2 separate regions of the Homo sapiens genome follow, and region 1 is linked to region 2. A link is an interaction called in ENCODE POLR2A ChIA-PET data of the cell type or tissue named here. Cell type or tissue: Caco-2. All regions are shown on one strand. Links, peaks and the distances in the headings refer to the core of each region. The heading gives the core; the rest is flanking DNA.

The links. ChIA-PET counts read pairs that join two places held together with the same protein. Peaks named below come from ENCODE experiments on the same cell type or tissue, not always from the same donor. Only the 100,000 strongest peaks of a DNase experiment are listed, where the experiment ranks them.
Region 1: POLR2A ChIA-PET joins it to region 2 with 6 read pairs; 5 of 35 experiments call an interaction of 5 or more read pairs at or near these places.

Annotation. Positions count from the first base shown.
Region 1 is chr17:76,530,810-76,533,612 of GRCh38, reverse strand. CYGB (cytoglobin) reads left to right here. Exons shown (of 4, transcript NM_134268.5): 2 at 1,922-2,153; 3 at 2,471-2,634. It also overlaps a transcript of PRCD not described here. Among named protein-coding and RNA genes, the nearest start is that of CYGB, 5.5 kb to the left of the region's middle. RefSeq lists an enhancer at 2,239-2,803. In Caco-2, for the core only: no CTCF peak of the experiment used is centred there; a DNase peak (open chromatin) is centred at 1,344.
Region 2 is chr17:76,640,256-76,643,058 of GRCh38, reverse strand. All of the region lies in intron 1 of ST6GALNAC1 (ST6 N-acetylgalactosaminide alpha-2,6-sialyltransferase 1), which reads left to right. Among named protein-coding and RNA genes, the nearest start is that of ST6GALNAC1, 2.1 kb to the left of the region's middle. In Caco-2, for the core only: no CTCF peak of the experiment used is centred there; DNase peaks (open chromatin) are centred at 1,308 and 2,008.

The DNA of each region.
Region 1 (2,803 bases), core at 35-2,534, 110 kb after region 2:
TAGCTGGAATCAAAGGTGTGTGCCACCACACCTGGCTAATTTTTTGTATTTTGTAGAGACAGGGTTTGCCACATTGCCCAGGCTGGTCTCAAATGCCTGAGCTCAAGCAATCCACCCGCCTCGGCCTCGTAAAGTGCTAGGATTATAGGCGTGAGCCACCGTGCCCGGCCATATCATTATTTTTTATTGCAATTGTAAAACCTCCAAAGTCTGAGATGCTTGTTTAAGTCCAAATTGGGTTTTTCACATTTGTCCCTCATTACAGTGCTTCTCCAGAAAATTCAATGTATTTTCAGACCCGTCGCCTCACGTGTCCTCACCCGTGTATCCATGAAGCAGTGAGCGGGGGCCCTCCTCTTGCCCTTCTGCAAACAGGGAGCTTGTGAAGCGGTTTGCCCAAGGTCACAGTTGGCCTCTGAGAGGGGCCCTCCTGAGTCTCCACACAGACTGTGCCCTGGTCACTGTGCAAACTTCCCCGCCAATAGCAGTTCCACCAGCAGCAGGGATGACCCGGCCAGATGCCCTCTCCGCATCTGTTCCAGCCCTCACATCTGAGACTCGACTCCTGGCCAAAGGGCTACTTCCGCAAATTATCAGCTCTCTCTGATCGCAAAGGGGACACACGAAGGGGCAGAACAACCTGGAAGAACAGGTCCAGGCCACTCCATACATTTTCTGGGGATTCACTTAAGTTATTTAAGTTCTGATTGAGTCGGTGCCCATGTCTCACATGACATCCAGCCCCGACAGGGAGGGGAGGTGAAAAAGTCATTGTCGGCCGGGCGTGGTGGCTCACACCTGTAATCCCAGCACTTTGGGAGGCTGAGGCAGGCGGATCGCCTGAGGTCAGGAATTTGAGACCAGCCTGGCCAACATGGTGAAACCCTGTCTCTACTAAAAATACAAAAAATTAGCTAGCCGGGCGTGGTGATGGATGCCTGTAGTCCCAGCTACTCAGGAAGCTGAGGCAAGAGAATCACTTGAACCCAGGAGGCAGAGGTTGCAGCGAGCCAAGATTGCACCACCACACTCCAGCCTGGATGACAGAGTGAGACTCCATCTCAAAAAAAAAAAAAAAAAAAGCCATTGTCATTTTTCACACTGCAGGGCCCCAGCTAGGGCAGGGGGTCAGAGGGTGCGTGAGAGCCTTGGGATCCAGTCTGACACGCTGGAAGGAGGGCAGGGAAGGTCACCTGAGTAGTGCCAATGGCCTCAGGGGCAAAGCATTTCCCCTGGGCCAGCCTGCTCCAGGTAAGGCATGTCTGACACAGGAAAAGGGTAGTAGAAAGGAATGTGGCTCACCCGAGGAACATTTTCCCAACTGTAAGTAAAGCCGCTGAGCCAGGACAGGGATGATGCGAGTATAGTGGGGAATGTGGACATGAGTTTGAAGAAGCGGGTGGGGGACAGTTCAGAAGTCTGGAATGCCCGGTTAAGGAGTTTCACTTTGGCAGACAATAGGGAGCCATTGAATGTTTTTGAGCATAAGCATGACTTCATGAAAGCAGTATTTTGGGAGAGTCAGAACAATTTCAGTCCAACTAGAGAGGATTTAATTTCAGATCAACTCATGATTCCAGAACCTGAGTTCTTACCCTCTCGGCTATGACTAGAGCAGGGCTTGAAGGGGGTGTAGAGTTTGGGAAGGAAGCAAGAAGCGAGGAAGACAGAGGCCTAGGAGATGAAGCCGCCAGCCTGAGCAAGCCTGGCAGATAGACATGGCCAGACTTGGTAGGGGTGAGCCGGCTTGGCCAGAGGGAGGAGGGTCTATGCTGAGGTCTACTGATGGTAGTGAAAACAGTGACGGTGCGGGGGTGGGGAGCACTGCGGTCCACTTCTTCAGCCCCCACTATCCTGGAAGCTTCAGGGTGGGCCCGAGGCAGCCTCCAGCTTCAGCGACCACCCCTGTTCCTCTTGCCAGGTTCTTTGTGAACTTCCCCTCGGCCAAGCAGTACTTCAGCCAGTTCAAGCACATGGAGGATCCCCTGGAGATGGAGCGGAGCCCCCAGCTGCGGAAGCACGCCTGCCGAGTCATGGGGGCCCTCAACACTGTCGTGGAGAACCTGCATGACCCCGACAAGGTGTCCTCTGTGCTCGCCCTTGTGGGGAAAGCCCACGCCCTCAAGCACAAGGTGGAACCGGTGTACTTCAAGGTATGCGCCCCCATCTGCTGCAGAGCCCCCACCGCCCACGCGTCATGGCCATCTGCAGCTCGCAGGCTCTGCGACGGCTCTCTGGAGCAACAGAGGTGATCCCCGGAGTGGCTGCGAGAGGGAGGGGCAGTGCCCGGCAGCAGGATGGAGGGGCTGGGTCCAGGGCAACCCTTGTCCTGAGAGCACGGGGTTCCCAAAGCTGCCAGACTGTTGCGTTAGGAATGATCCTCTCGGCCACACGTGGGGCGGAGGGGCCTGGGGGTTGCAGGACGCAGGGCGCCCGGGCGTTCACTCCCCCTTCCTCCCTTTGCCCCCAGATCCTCTCTGGGGTCATTCTGGAGGTGGTCGCCGAGGAATTTGCCAGTGACTTCCCACCTGAGACGCAGAGAGCCTGGGCCAAGCTGCGTGGCCTCATCTACAGCCACGTGACCGCTGCCTACAAGGAAGTGGGCTGGGTGCAGCAGGTCCCCAACGCCACCACGTGAGGAGGCGGGCGAGGGTGGGCTGGGCAGCCTCCCCGCCATGTCCTCTGCTGTCCCCGAGGTCTCCCATATCTCCTGAGGCCCTGGGGCTGATCACCTGGGCAGGCACACTTGAGGCAGGCCAACCCTGGGGTCTGACATGTAAGAACAGGCATAATAGGAAAGGCC
Region 2 (2,803 bases), core at 275-2,774:
GAGCCTCCCTCTTAGGGATGCAGTTTCAATTGTGGACGCCAAGTTAATCCTTCAAAAATACCTTCTAGACCATTTTTCTTAGAAAATACACACATCTCCAGCAGTGAGAGGCCCTCTTTTTTTTTTTTTTTTTTTTGAGACGGAGTCTCACTCTGCTGCCGGAGTGCTGGAGTGCAGTGGCATGATCTCAGCTCACTGCAACCTCCACCTCCCAGGTTCAAGCCTCAGCTTCCTGAGTAGCTGGGACTACAGGCGCATGCCACCAGGCCTGGCTAAGTTTTTGTATTTTTAGTAGAGACAGGTTTTCACCATGTTGGCCAGGCTGGTCTTGAACTCCCGACCTCAAGTGATCTACCCACCTCGGCCTCCCAAAGCGCTGGGATGACAGGCGTGAGCCACTGCGCCCAGCCAATAATTTCATTTCACTGTTCCTAAACGTTGAAAGTAATGCAGGTTCTCATAGAGTTAAAAAAAATACAGAAAGGTGAAGCAGGAAGTGAGGGTCTCCCTATTATACCTCCACCTCTATCCACTCTTCAAGGTGACCACTCTTGACACTTGAGGGTACACGGAATTCTATTATTATGTAGCTAACACTGCTATAGTATTTACTATGAGCTAGCCCCTATTCTAAGTGCTTGATATACGTTAACTCACTAATTCTCATTATTAGGACACTGAGATACACAGAACTGAAGTGATTCTCCCAAGGTCACCCTGCTAGTATGCGGCAGGGCCAAGATTCAAACCCAGGCATTTTGGTGCCATACCCTGTGCTCATTACCTTTATGCTATACAAGCCCGATAGATAGATGATAGATAGATAGATAGATAGATAGGCAGATAGAGAGAGAGAGAGATAGAGAGATAGGCAGATAGATGGACAGATAGATGGATAGATAGATGGAGATATAGATATCTATATATAGTATGGAGATATATATACAATATATACGCTATATATTGATATACTATATGTCAATATGTAGCATGAGAGATATGTATATATAGATATATTGTATATATAGATATAGATATATACACATATATATCATATAGATTTACATATATATGCACAAGAGAGCTTATATATATATCTCATATATACGTATATATACATATATATGTATCTCATGCTACATATTGTTCCACAGGTTGACCTTGTAAGTCACACTATATCATGGACATCTTTCCATGTCGGGACATACAGGTCCACTCCCTTCTTTCAACAGTTGCTTAGCATTCCACAGGGTAGGTACTGTTTACTTAACCAACCCCTATCAAGTTTCTCACATACCTTTGAGCACTTGCGTAAGTGATTTCCGGGTAGATTTCTTGAAGTGGAATTGCCAAGACAATGCATATGTTTACATGAAATGTCAGTGGACACCATTGAATTGTTGTCTCAGAATGCTACACTGACAGGTGCAAGTTTACTTTACCTCCCAGGACCACACTGGCTTTCATTAGGGTTTTGAAGTCTTAATCATCAGATAGGTGAAAGTGTTTCTCTTTTTAATTTGCATTTCTCAGATCACTGATGTATTGAGAATCTTAACTTTCTTAGTCATTTGTACTTTTCTATGAATGACCTGTTCATATCTTTTCTTCCTTTTTATTATTTTTTTCATATTTGTAGGAGCTTTTTGTATATTAGGGATATTAACCTTTTTATCATATATGTTACAATACTTCTAAATGCAGTGGGATAATTTAGGAATCAGAGAGACTGAAGGGTTGAGGAGGATTTATTATCATTATTAAGGTGCACTGGCCCAGTCACATTAACATCCAAAAAAACTGAGCCCCGAACAAAGCGTCAGGTTACCTTTTAAGCATTTCGTGGGGCAGGGGGAGATCTGTGCAGGGGGAAGCATATTACAGAAGCAAGAAACAAAGACAGTTACTCAATTGAGACATGCATTACATCATTTCTTACTTTTCAAGGAAAAATATGTTTTACGACTTGAGTTTATCTGCCTAGTGACCTTGCAGCTACACAGCTGCAGAGACAAGGTCTTCACAATGCCTGGGAAAGGGAGAGATAAGGCTCACTGGCCACAGACAGAAAAACAGGCAATTAATTTTTAAAGGATTCCACCTCTTTTTGTTTCTTAGAGGGAATTGGGTTTTTTTTACATACATCTGAGTTTTTGCTTACACATTCTTTAATTTCTTTTAATTCCTGTTTCAAAATATCTTCTTCAGCCTGATATTTGTTTGGTTTTATTTCACTGTTTGTGATATCTTTTGTCATACAGAAGTAATTGTTACATCAATAACATGTGTCCATCTTTTCCTTTGTGGTCACCGGACTTTGTGCAATTTTTAGGAAGGTCATTCCCAACCCTAATATTATATACATTTTCTTTTACACTTTCTATTAATATTTCTGTACTTTTGTTCTTTAAGCTTAATAAGAATCCATCAGAAATTTTCTTTTGTGTATGATGTGAATATAGGTTTGTATTTGTTGGAACACTTGATCGCAACTGACAAAAACCCAAGACAAGCTAGCTTAGATAAGAAGACAGGGGAGGAGAGAAACTCAGAGGGTTAGAGTCCTCCTGGGGCGATGTTTTGGGGTGGGAATGGGCTGCCTGAGAGTCACTCATAGTGACCGGGCCTGGCCTTCCCAGCAGATGCCACATGCCCTGGAGTTAAGGGGCAAATGTTAAGTAGAGCGATGCCTGGTTCTGGTCTAGAGATTTCTGAAGGCAGGAAGTTGTTGGAACTGTCCACGATGTAATGTACCTGGGAAGAGGCAGAACCACCCTGCCCCTCCCTCCCAGGTCTTCACAGC